2 separate regions of the Homo sapiens genome follow, and region 1 is linked to region 2. A link is a contact called in ENCODE Hi-C or POLR2A ChIA-PET data. All regions are on one chromosome and are shown on one strand. The core of a region is the stretch at or near the end of the contact, and the rest is flanking DNA. Distances in the headings are between cores, read along the strand shown. Region 1 overlaps TLE1 (TLE family member 1, transcriptional corepressor). Region 2 has its middle 660 kb from the start of TLE1.

Evidence for each region. A loop is a pair of places that touch in the nucleus more often than their neighbours do. ChIA-PET counts read pairs that join two places held with the same protein, here RNA polymerase II (POLR2A).
Region 1: a map of vagina shows a loop between it and region 2 (9-fold over the local background). The contact joins two enhancer-like sites. A Hi-C loop is called at or near these places in 1 of 168 maps with a recorded cell type or tissue (vagina). POLR2A ChIA-PET finds 5 or more read pairs at or near these places in 2 of 52 experiments (MCF 10A and naive thymus-derived CD4-positive, alpha-beta T cell).

The regions. Positions count from the first base shown.
Region 1 is chr9:81,594,276-81,600,609 of GRCh38, reverse strand. The region is part of intron 14 of TLE1 (TLE family member 1, transcriptional corepressor); the gene reads left to right. Among named protein-coding and RNA genes, the nearest start is that of TLE1, 92 kb to the left of the region's middle. RefSeq lists enhancers at 4,031-4,724, 4,725-5,420. Within about 2 kb of position 2,272, at least 7 of the 41 ENCODE cell types and tissues checked have a DNase peak (open chromatin) inside an H3K27ac peak, as active enhancers do.
Region 2 is chr9:81,030,506-81,037,623 of GRCh38, reverse strand. No RefSeq gene overlaps it. Among named protein-coding and RNA genes, the nearest start is that of TLE1, 660 kb to the left of the region's middle. Within about 2 kb of position 5,568, at least 4 of the 41 ENCODE cell types and tissues checked have a DNase peak (open chromatin) inside an H3K27ac peak, as active enhancers do.

The sequences.
Region 1 (6,334 bases), core at 1,023-3,522, 570 kb before region 2:
ATAACATGCCCATTTTGTTCCTTATTATTGCCATGTGGGTATTAGTTTAATTTCTGTTTTTCTACCTTCTGATATAGGAATATGTAGCTTAATTTTTTGAAATTAAGTTGAGGTGAGGCCGTTCCTTTTTAAAAAGAAAAATGAGATGGGGATCTCCAGGGTGACCTCAAACTCCTGAGCTCAGGGGATCCTCCTGCCTCAGCCTCCTGAGTAGCTGGGAGGACCTTCCTTTTGATGTCAGTTGTGTTTAGCTATAATAATTCCTCACTTTACTTCTCTCTCTCCCTCTTCACCTTGTCAGAAATGACTTTTGGTTTATGGGATATAAATGTAGTGTGTATATTTCTTGCTTGGATAATGCTCGTTTTTGTCTGTAGTGATAGTTCCTTTGCTGGAATTTTTTAGTTTAGCTTTGAAATAGCAATATATTAAGCCTCTTTTTGTTTTACTTTCCATCCAAGAATTTCTCCATTTGTATCTTTGTCCTGTTTAGGAGCCTTGTTCCTGCCCCAGCACATTGAGAAGTTTGGAAACGTGTAATTGATAGAGGAAGTTAGGTCCTAGAACTCAGAATCTTAAATGTTGACTTTGGCTGGAATACTTCCTCATTTATCAACTTAGGTCATCTGTTTCTTGTTTTCTTTGCTTGTAATCTTCTTTTACATATCCATTTTAAGAAGTTTTGTATTTGCCTTTAAAAAAAATAAATGAAAATAGAGTGTATGCCTCTAAATAAGGAAACAAAGAGTCTCCCAACCTAATGCTTTGAAGTTTGCTACTTTCAAGTTAGTTGTTAATAAAGCCCTCCGTTAACACAGAAATGCTGTCTTCCAAATAAGGTGGGAATTATACCCTGTTCTGCATATTTTCTATTTGGAAGAATACGCAAATGGCCAAACTGGAAAAATTTTGTAGATGTCATGGGTTAGATGTGCAGACCCTTAAAAAAAATTGACAGAGGAAGGTTTTACCCATAGCAGGTAAATTATACTTTCTTCTAAAGTCTTAGAATAATAAGACTGATTTTCTTATGAGCCCCATGTCACTATTCCTCCCAGCCACCGCCTTTATTAGTTTTCAGGCTAAGAGTATCCTCTGGAATCATAAATTACATTATTCTCATCCATTCCATAAGGAGCCCGGTTCCCCCAGCCCCCACAGTCACACTCACGATGTCGACATGCCTTATGTTGCTCACGATGTGTGGGGTAGGTGTCTTTGTCCTGGTGGGTCCCACGTTATCCCTCTTGAGGGGATAACGTCACAGGTAGTGCTGATGTGGAAGCTAAGGTAAAGATTAACAGCTCCACTTTTGCAGCTGGGCTGAGCTGGAGTTGGTCTACCGCTTACTAGCCGTGGTTATGGGCGAGTTACTTAGCCTATCCTGTGCCACCTTCCCTCATCTCTAAACAGTAAGGGATAGTGAGCCCCCTCCTGTGATGTGGCAAACAAAGGTTGACTATATTGCGCTTCATAGTTTTCTTGAAGTACTTTCCCATGTGGCTTCATTACTTCACACCTCAGCAGTCCTGTTCATAGGCTAAGTTTTGTCAGGGCACATTGTAAAAATGGGGAAATGAGGCTCAAGTTAGTTAGGCTTGGTGCCCACATGTTACTGGTCATTAAACTGAAGCAATTGCTTGTGCCTTCTGACTTCTTGCACTTGACTGTGTGGGTCCTGCTTTCCAGGGCCCAGATGCAGGATGGAGCTTGTTCCATGTGACCTCTGGTTGCTTCTGCCACAGCTTACTTGGGAAGGGCCCAGCATCCACTGGATTTAGCTGGCTTAGGGGAAAGCTATGGATTTCACTTCATTATTGTCATTGCTTTCATTATCTTTTCTGTGGTCTAAGTCAGCTGTCTAGAGACTGCCTTTCCCCCTTAGGAAACTGCTACCATCTCTTAGTGACATTTGGTATAATTGCTAGACGTTGCCTGGGAAAAGTTGGCTGGCATAACCCAGGGGCTTAGAGAGGAATGCCCACCTTATTTTAGCAGATTTTCCTTACCAGGGCAACTTTTCCTCAATATATAAGTGATTAGGTAACAGTAGACAGCTTGTGGTGTTCTGATCCTTTGATGGAGTGCTGGCTGGTGAAACCTTCTGCCTGCCCCTGAAGAACTCTGGAATCGGAAAGACTTAAATGTTCACCATATGAGAAGTACTATTAGAGAGGTTAATAGGAAAGGTTAGGACCCTGGGAAAGAATCATCAAGGCTGGGGAGTTCGTGGCAGGCAGAGGGAGGGAGGAAGCGGCGTGTACTTGGGAGGGAAGCGGTGCTGTTCTAGCGGGAGGGAACAGTTTGTGCGCAACTTGGAGATGTGACAGCATGTGATATTTTAGGGGACTGGCCTGTTGTCCTGTGTGGCTGGGAGTTTAAGGTCACATGAAGTAAGACTTGTTGGCACTAAATTGTAAAGGGCTTCATGAGCCCTAAAGAGCTTGAAGAGCGAATGAAGGTTTTTGACACGATCAGATTTTTGATCCTTGTTAATATAGCTAACAATTTCACATCCAGAGTGCCAAGTCCGTAGGCAGCGGGGCTTGACCACAGCCGTCCTCTCTGGGGTCTGTGGTTCTTCATTATTGTTTACTTGATTCTGCCACTGCAGTTCCTATTTCCAGGAAACCAACAACCCTGTAAACACCTGTTTTCCTTTGACCACAGAACACAGCATAGTTTTATTAACAGGAGCCTGGTCTGCTAGGAAAAAACAACCTGCCCCCTTGGAACACAGTCTTGTTTTCCAGTTCACCACAGCTGCGAAGGAGCCCGGTGGGGACTCTTTGCTTTTAGTTCCTTCACCTCTGCTGTGTGCCCAGTAAATGAAAAGCCCCTTGCTCTTAATGGGTTTTTATATCATTCATGTTTTACATCTGTGAAGTCGAGTGGGCTTTATTCTTTTCGATTCTGACACCAGACTTCAGAAGCAGAAGCGATCCTGATCTGTAGGAGCTTGATTCAGAAAGCTAGGTGGGGGCTGGGTCTCAGTTCTGAGGCTTTCTGAGATGCAGGTGGGCTTCGCTGTATGGCCCCTAAGGAGGGATCCAGGACTGACTGTCTGCCCTGCAGTTTGCCACGATTCTATCCAAACGTCCATCTCTACTCTTTGGGCGTTTGTTCTAGTCTTTGCCAACTGCCATTTCCCCCACTCTCACCTTTGATGACTTAAGAATTTTGTATTTTTTGTTGCCTCATCACTGCCCTTGTGCTTTCCTGATCCCCACCCTGCGTCTTCCTCCCTTTCCGCATTCCCTGACCCACATACTTGTCCACTGGTTGAGATAAAGCCCTCAATTCAACGTATCTTCACTTGGCTTTTTTTTAAGTCGTGGTGGTGCGATAACAATACTGTCATTTCCTGAAGACTCACTGCAGGTGTCAAGTGCTGTGTTAAGTGTTTTGCAGCTGTTACCACTTTAATCCTTACAGCAACCCCTGCGACCTCTGTGTTTTATTATTATTCCTATCTTATGGATCACGAAACAGACACATTCTAGACTGCAGGCTGGCTGATTGGCAAGACCGCAGTTGACGTAGCCAGAGAACCAGAGAGAGGTTCATTTAACAGCAAAGTTTGGGCACTTGATTTGCCTGTGGACCTAATCTAATGTGTTAACTGGTTACGAGCCTTCCCCTCGACTTCCTCTTGAATAAGTAAATGAATCTAAACTTTAAATATTGGAATACCATACACATACAGAAAAGTGCATGAATCATACATGTCTAGCTCAGTGACTTTTCACCAAAGGCAGCCACCTGTGTAACCAGCCCTTGGATCAAGGAACAGAGCAGGATCATTGCCCAGAAACCCCTCCCATGCCCCTTGCAGTCACCAAGGTTAACCACCACCTTGACTTTCAATACTGCAGATGAATTTTGCCTGTGTTCGAAATTCTAGAAATGCGGTCATTTCCATGTCCATTATTTTGTATCTGGCTTCATTCTGAATTCAGGTGTGAGCGATATTCATGAATGCTCACTATCTGTTTATACATTCCTCTTTCTGATTGGTTTTACTTTTCCTAGTTCCTCAACCAGTAGAGAAAGTTAAGTTTCCTTCTGGGATCCCTTCACCATGGTCATGATGAGCCCTCAGTGTGGCCTTTTATTGAAAAAGCTCTGTTATTATTGTAGGTGAATAATTTCCTCCCCTGGTTTTTTCCTTCCAGTTGATCCCTCCTAAAGGCCCATCCACCCTTTGTGTTGCTCTGGCGTGTTCATTTGATTTGGCTCTCCAGCACAGCAGGCAGCACCAGCTTCCTGCGAGGCCCCCTGTGACTGATGTATTAACATCCATATGGGCTTCCCGTGGGACGGATGAGTGTTCACAGCTTCTGACAGCAGCTCGCTGCATTGTGAATCAATTTTAAATTGCCTCCATATGATGATCGCAGGCCTCCTGTGCAGTTTAAAGAAGAGGACACCTGGGAGAGAAGTGGGTGTCTTCCAAAGATCAGCAGACAGATCTCCCGTCTGTTACTCGGTGCATCTATTTAATCTGGAACATTTAACTCTATGATAAGCAGGCTTCCAGTTGGAGGAAGATAAAATCTCCTTTCTCTGAAAAATCTGAGATTGATGAAAGGGTGCCTCATGGAAACCTGGCCTTACCTGGAGGCGCCCAGCTTGATTTGTGGTACACAGAGAAAAACTAATCCTCACATGTGTAATTTCTCTCATGGCACCGAGATCTTTGAGAAGCAGTTTCTCCATCTTAAACACCATCCTTTAAATCATGTGCAACTCAATTGTTTTACTTTTATTTTTTAATTTTTTTTTTTTTTTTTTTGAGACAGAGTCTCTGTCGCCCAGGCTGGAGTGCAGTGGCACAATCTCGGCTCACCACAAGCTCCGCCTCCCAGGTTCACGCCATTCTCCTGCCTCAGCCTCCCGAGTAGCTGGGACTACAAGCGCCCGCCACCATACCCGGCTGATTTTTTTGTATTTTTAGTAGAGATGGGGTTTCACTCTGTTAGCCAGGATGGTCTTGATCTCCTGATCTCGTGATCCGCCCGCCTTGGCCTCCCAGAGTGCTGGGATTACAGGCGTGAGCCACCGCGCCCAGCCTCAATTGTTTAATTTTATGGAAATTTACTTGTCATTTCTTCAGTATCACCTGGCAATTTTTTTGTTGTTTTTGGACCCAGAGTATGGAGCCTGATTCTGAGTCATAGAACTTGGCTACTGGACTTTGTTCGTTGAGCATTCTTCAAAGCCTAGAATTCTTGTAGGACATGAATAGACTTAAACTCCCATAGTTCTGTGGCAGTCTTCAAGGGCAACAAAATGCTATTTGATTATGACTCCAAGTATCCCATAATAAGTGGCATAGGTTCCTGTTCAACTAACTATAATGTGCATGTTGAAATATCATGTGGACTCGATATATTGCTAAGGACACCAAATAATCCTGTTGGATAAAAAATGAGATTGAGTGGTTTGGTGATGTGAGGGCTTTGAGCTATATTGTTTTTATATGTGTATTTATTCCCCAGGACAGTCTCCATGGTTCCCATTATACGTGCTTATTCATTCAAATTAAGAGTAACATTAAGGATTTGGGCCAAAAAGCTATTTACTATTAGTTACTGGAACCAATTTGCCAGCAGATAACAGATTGAGATTATGTCCTGTGATTGAGTGGAGGGGAAGTTTAAAAGTCTTCATGTGTCTGATATTTTGCTTTTATGGAGGGAAGATAATAGCATGCATTTTATTTTCAAGCAAATGTATGTGGGTTTTAAGTGCAGGGTGCTAGAGACCTGGCATAATCGGTTTTCAGTTTTGTGCTTGCTAAGTTACTTTACAAAATTTGAGTTTGTATTAAAATGAAAATTTAAGCTCTGTGTTAGTACTCATGGTGTTTACATTATATTTAAAGCTGCCAATGACAAGCTCCAGAAAGGGCCCAGACTTTCTCGAGGGTAATGGGAAGGAGGAAGCAGTGCATACTTCACTTATTGTTTATGGTTTGAACTTCTAGCTCTCTTAGTGATTTCAAGTTAAGAAAGTGGAAGTAGTGGTCTTCAAAGTAGAATGTGCATAATTTTTTTTTTTTTTAAGACGTAGTCTTGCTCTTGTCGCCTAGGCTGGAGTGCAGTGGCGCGATCTCATTGTTCTCATTGTCCAACTCCCATTTATGAGTGAGAACATGCAGGGTTTGGTTTTCTGTTCCTGTGTTAGTTTGCTGGGAATGATGGTTTCCAGTTTCATCCATGTCCCTGCAAGGGACATGAACTCATCCTTTTTTTTATGGCTGCATAGTATTCCATGGTGTATATGTGCCACATTTTCTTTATCCATTCTGTCATTGATGGGCATTTGGGTT
Region 2 (7,118 bases), core at 4,319-6,818:
TTTATTAAAGCACATTTTTATATACAATTTTGTGTTTCTACAATATAAGTATTTCAGACCCAGATTTAAGTAAAATGTAGTAGGGTCCTTGTCTGTGCTAAGTGTTTTTTTTAATGTTGCCATATTTAATTCCTAAAACAATCTTACAAAGTTTGAAAAGTTTTTCTTTTTAAATAATTAAGCAATATGATTTTCAGAATGGCTAAGCAACTTTCATAATGTCACACATATGATGTCTCCAGATTCCAAGTTTCATGTTCTTTCATTTACATTAATAATAATTCTAATATCAATACTTCATATGCACTGAATTTGAATAGGGCATTACACTGACTTAATCATGTATCACATCATTTTATCACCACAGTACACCTATGAGGTTGCTGCCAATGACTCTATGGAGATTAAAGGAAGTCAAGTCATTGACCCAGACTGCACAGGTAGAAGTTGTAGAGCAAGGATTTAAGGCCAAATAGTTCTAATTTTTCTGCCGGTGGTTGTCCTACTCCTTTACAACATCCATCATTTCAGGGGCTTATTCTTACCAAATAAGAGTCAATGTGAATGGGGGAACATACACATTTTGTTTAAATGTGACACTGTAGATTGCTCCTAAGATGTCACAGGCTGGGAACCACTAACCTAAGATCTCCTTTTGATTTTTAATTGAGTTGCTCCTGAAATGCCTTTAGCATCTTTGACTCCATGTTCTTTCTCTTCTTTGCTTCAGTAACTCCCATGCATTCTTCAAGCCTTAGAATAGCTGGAACCTCTTCTGAGAAGCTTTTCTTTCTACTTCCAGTCCCAATGGGTGCTGGATTTCAGGTGTGTGCCCTGGGCAAATCTCTATCACCCATCAACCACAAATTTTTCCTATTTTTCCCTCCACTAAAGTAGGTCTTTAAACTTCTAACTGTCATAGAACCTAGAACATGGAAGGTGCTTAAATAAGTTTGTCCACTGAGCAATTAATAAAAATTACTTCCTATCAACATATCTTACTATTTTTCTGCAGTCAGTGATTCATTCTCAACCAAAAACGTTTCTTTTCTCTACCATTGGATCGTGCTTCTCCTCTGCTCCCTGCTCTCAAGTGGTTTCCCTATCTCATCTGTGTTGGGAGCAAGAACTTTGTTTTGATGAAGGAGCTTTCATCACATCATTTTGAGTTTCCCATGTCATTTCTTCATTCTTAAGCTACCAGCATCTCCGCTCATTCAGGCTTTGGCACATGACATTTTCTCCAAAAATTAGTTTTGTCCTTTTTGTTTGTATCTGAATTCCTGCTTGCCTTTGTCTTTGGGTGGTATGTCTCTCTCTCTCTCTCTCTATATATATATATACACACACATACACACACATACACACATACATATATATGTGTGTGTGTATACATATATATGTATATGTATATGTATGCATGTGTGTATATACACACATATATATGTATATACACATACATATATGTGTGTATATAGAGACCATTTTGGTCTCTATATATTTATATATATTTTTTTTCCTAAAACACTAATTTCTTGATAGCTAAAACCATGTCCTTAACTCTCATTAATGGAATATTACATAAATAGAAAATCAAGCTAATGCTGTGACAGTCCAATTTTTCTCTGACTGAGGATAAAAATTCATATTTTTATCAAGGGTCTAGTAGAGTCCATGGAACATAGACAAACTTTCTTTAATATTTTTTTAAATTGAGCTTTAGAGGTTCAGTGTCTTCTTCAAGGTCCCTCAGCAAGAAAGTTGTCAACTTGATATGGCATGAGAGTAAGTCGTCAAGTCAATGAGGTTTCACTCTGATTTTCCAGTGGTTTGTGGTTTAGCAGCAATATTATGTCCATGGGGGGTTCAAAACTATAAATAAATTGGTCAGCTTGTAGACATAATTTTAATTAAAATTTTTCATCCATTTAGCTCCATAAGTCTTACTAAATTTGAAGTATTAATATTGGGGATAAGAATTAAGAAAGAAAGCATTAAAGGTATAGAATCTACCTTTTTAAAGGCACTATAAAGCACCTTCCTAGAGGTAGTTCCTTCTTCAGAGTGAATAATACAGCTAGAGTGGCATTTAGCTTAAAGCCCTGGCAGCTCACTTTTTTGGCTGTAAGGCATAATTACGGAGTTGGACACGGTGCATTGGCTACATTAGGGAAAAAGCTTGCAAGTCTTTCATTTATGTGGTTTGGAGTCAGAATGAAGTTCTCCAGATTTCTTTTTGATGCTTCTTATCTCTAGACAGATCCTTTTCATTAATTGGTTTATGCTTTCCCTCAGTGGATATCAGTTGAGAAACATAAATGTTAAATGACTCACTTTCATCCCAGAGAACATCTCCCACATTTTAGAATGAAACGTCATAATTGAGAATCAACAACCTTTTTATTTTGTTCCTAACGGACAATTAAAGCCAGACTCTTAGTAACTTGACATTCTTGAAAACCACCACATGACTTGATTGAGCCTATTTCTTGAACTGCAGAATTAACATAAAGACATTAAAATCTAGAGAGTAAACGATCAAGATGAGAAAAATTGAGGCATAAAATAGGGTGAAACCTGAATTATAGAAAAAGTTCTTCATTGCTTGAAAGATACAATTTACAAACTATTATCAGCTGTCAAAGATGATTGTGTTTAACATGGGGTTTGTGTGCAGCTCAGGGGAGATCCATGAAGAATTCTGAAATTATGGTTTAGTCAAATGATGGCAAATAGATTTTTCACTTGTGGATCAACTCAGAATGATTGGAGGAAGCTTCCAGGAGTATTTTATTTAAAAAAGACCTAGAAGTTGCTTCTGCCCTAGTGGGGAAGAGAGTGCTATGGGTAAGCAGCAATGTGTATACAGTAGGTACAGGAAGTGAGAGTGACAATATACATACTACCAGCTTGCAGCTGTGGACTTGAACAAAGCCTCTGGTTGGTTCTGGAAAGGACATAAATCCATTTTATTACTTCCAAAAGTATCTAAATATATCCTGGATGTTTCCTTAGCAATCCTTATAATTATACTCCCCTAATTTATCTTAACTCTCCTGTTTCTCACATTAAATTTGGGGCAGATATCTGCAATATGCCAACTAAATGCAGAACAGATTATAGATACTTTAAGCTCTTGAGTTATCTTTTCTCAGACTTGGTGATAACAGGAGCAAGCTTGTGTGGCCTTCTGTATCTCTCTCCTCAAAGGACCTCTTCGGCAGCAGGTGAAGCATATACCAATGTGTTGTGCTTTTGTAACAATGGTCGCCTGATAATAGCAGAAGGCTGCTGTTTGTACTGTGTGGGCATCTGCAAATAAAATATCAAATACACATACTATAAGGCCATATGTCAGAGTCTGTTTTAGGGGCTCACTGGCTTTGAGCTACTATCAAGAAATAATAATCCTTTTCTTTAGCATAATTTCCCTCGGGTCATGTTTATAGCTTAAATCAACAAGCTCCAAAATGGACTGCTCTACTGTGGCCACCCTGTAAAAGAGTGTTCTATCTACTAATTGTATATAGATGCTTCAGGGGATCTTTCCAGAATCTGCTCCCAAATTTAATGACTGACACAAGGCAAAGCTTTTTTCTTAGGAGGCTGACCCCTGAAAGGTTGTTGTGTTGTAGACTCCAGTTTTGCATGATCAGACTCCTGTGATAAAACATGCAGGCACATGATCAAAGAGCAATGGACATTTGCATTTCTAATTTCCCTTGGTAAATTACAGTGAATCCCCAAATCTGTACTCTCTTTTCTCCTCTCTTTTCCTTCCTGTTTCTTCCTTGCTTTTCTCACCCATCTTTCCCTTTCTCCTTTCTTCCCCACTTCCTTATCTCCTTATTCTCTCCCTTCTTGAGTAAATCAGTTTGTGAAGAATAAAAAGTAGACATCATTTGTTCCCTATAAACTTACATTCCAGTTGAGGAAATGTTGACAGAATAACATAATGAATTTATAAAACATGGGCAATAAATGTGCACTGCCTCAAAATCATGTGCACAAAGCCATGAACTGGTCTTAAGCGTGTACCCTTCATTCAGTTTTCATGAAGGCATCTATGACCCATTCTTGCTTATTGGCTGGTTTTTGCATTTACAGCTAACTGCATGAAAAAATAAATGCTAGGAAATAAATATCCCCTCTCCACACACAATTTTTACAACAGTTTTTTTTCTCTAGTTCTTTTGATTCATCAAGTTAATCTCAAAATTGTCGTAGTGATCATTTCCAAAAAAATAGATCTGTTAATGTTTGACAGGTACAATGGCCACAGTAGATACACTGAAACTTGATTCACAGAAAAAGGAATTGTTTTAAACACATCTCCCTCCCTCCTCCTTCCTGCCACATGTGTCAGCCTTCTGGTAATTTTGAAAATGAACTCAGCTGAGTGTATTAGAAGAAGGGTTTCTTCCTCACCGTCTCTTTCTAGGATTAAAGTGTTTGGTTTTAACAAGAACTTCAGAATTAATCTTTGTGTATTCCTTATCTTTTCTTGCTCCACTGAGCTTTTTAAACATAAATGCCCTGAAGCAGCACACCACTTGTCTTAAAACCCTGGAGTCTCAGAGCATGACACAGGGTTCTCTTTACCACAAATTACTAGAAACAACTCACAGGCCTCTTGTTTCTTTCTTGCACTCTGCAGGGACAAACCATCCCCTCAGCCCCCATCCCTGCCCTCACTGTCCTCACATCTGTTCCATCAACACAATCATGGATATTGTGTTTAGGTTGTAATACCTAATGGTTAACCAGAAAGAAACATGACCTATTTTAATAGCTTGGGGGCAAAACAAACCAACAAAAACTTCCCACAAAAGCAGACCCCGGACGGGGATCTATTGGCTTTTTGTATCAGGAATGTGAAATCCCAGGAAAGGTGCTCGGAGTAAAAGGTTCATTCCCATTCTTTACTCTGCAGTAGGAGGCCATGGTGCTATTTGGTATACAATTTTGCTTTACAAAATTCTAGGAAATGAATGAAATCTTTGAAAGGAGAAGCTTTAGACAAATTAGATATAGCAGAGTTTATCTGAACAAAGAATGATTCATGAATCTTGCAGCACTCAGAACCAGAAGAGATTCAGAGAATTGTGCTCTGCCAGTGGGCCGTGAGTATTTATAGACAGAAGAGGCAAGTCATGTACAGAAATAGTTCCATTGGTTACAGCTGGGCTTTTGCCTTATTTGCACATATCTGATCCGTTGGCAGCCTGTGATTGGCTGAAGCTCAGCTGCTTCTGATTGGCTCAGACCTATCTGTTACACAAAAATGTACTCCTAAGTTAGGTTTCAGTTTGTCTAGGTACTAAGTTCAGTTGTAGTTCCTTAAGTAAAGACTCAAAGTTCAGAGATGGCCTTTGGCCAAATTTAATTTAATACTTTGACACCACCATCCCTGACCCAATATATTTTACAAATCAGACAGTATAAAATAATGGGAGCATTTTGGAGTAGGGCCATTTTTGAAGAGTAATTCTTAAATGATGCAATGTGTTTTAATGACTCATCTACATGATGAGAGGCTCCCAGCAAGTCTCAGGCCTCCTGGGTCTCTCTCTCTGTGCTCCACAAGACCTCTAAGGAGAGAAAAGGCATGAATAAAAAATCCTGGAGAGACCTTCTGTATGCTCCCTTCCTCTCCTAATACTCCTCATCCCCAGCACCCCTTTGGGGTTCTCATAGACCTGCTGACCTTGTTGTTATTGCCCTGTGTGCACCAGCATCTCCAGTAATCAGAAAAGGGAGTTTCTTTCAGCATCTTTTAAAGCTGGGCATATGGCATTTGGTAATATGAACAGGAGGAAAGCGGGAGAAGAGAGAATGAAAGAGAGGAATTTAGACTTTACATTGACAGTTCTGTGACATCTGGATGGGGTCACTAACTTGTGTGTCCAACCCTACCCCCGAATCTGAAAGTGGTCAAGGGCCTGGGAAGTGGGTGTACCGTGAGCCTTGGGTTAGTAAATTAGTGACTAAACTCTGAGTCAGGTGAGATGCTAATTGTGCTGTGATCCTGAACACCTGGGATCCTGGTGCCAGACCAGCTGACTTGCTTTGTTCCGAGTCAGTCCTTCAGTAACCAGTACCTTATCTCGTCCCCTGATTACTCTGTAATGGCATCCCTGACTTGAACCCTAGTGACTCAAAGTCGTATAGGAAGTGCCTCCATGATCTCGTAGTTTTCAGAATTGGATTTAATTCTGAACCTCAGTTTTCTCAATCTTGAATCTTTAATAACTCCTCCCAGAGTTCCCTAACAGGAGTCATTCAACTGCGAGACTTTAGCCAGTTTTGCACTGTTTCCTCTTTCTTTGATCCCTTGATTTTTTTTTTCTTTATCTACTTGAAAAGAATTCCAAGCTCATCGACACTTGCAAATAATGCAAATAATGCTTAAGGCCTGATGCTCCTTTTCTAATATCAGTATGGGATTAACATTAGGAGATGTTCCTGAATGTCCCTCTGCCAGAAAGAGATCTTTGCTCTGGCTTCTGTGTTTATAGCGTCTGACATTTAAAGCCTGCGTATACTCCTAATCTCAATTTTTCCAATTCCCCAGCAGGCAAAATTGTAAAAATGCCACCCAACATTCCGCATGCTAATTCCCAAAACCTGTGATTATAATGAGGTATTAATATCACTTCCATGATTATGTTATGTTATATGGCACAGATGACCTTGAGTTAGGGAGATTATCCACCGGGTAGGTCTTCCGATCTCATAAACCCCTTTAAAAGCAGAGAATTTTTTCTCCAGCTGATCAGAGAGGTCAGAGGGATTTGATGCTGTCTTGCTAATTTAAAAGATAGGAGGGGCCACACACCAACAAATGCAGACAAGTATCTTACCCACCTCGCAGCCAATAGCCAGCTAGAAAAGGCAGACCCAGTCTGACCTCCTCAAGGAACTAAATTCTGCCAACTACTTAAATAAATGTAAAAGCAAATATTTTTTCCGGAGCCTCCAGATAAGGACCCATCCAATGACACATTGATTATGGCCTTATGAGACTCTGAGTATAGAACCCAGTTGAACTCGCTGGGATTTCTGACTTACAAAAGTGTCAGCTAATAAATGGGTGTTGCTTTAAGCTGCTAAATTTG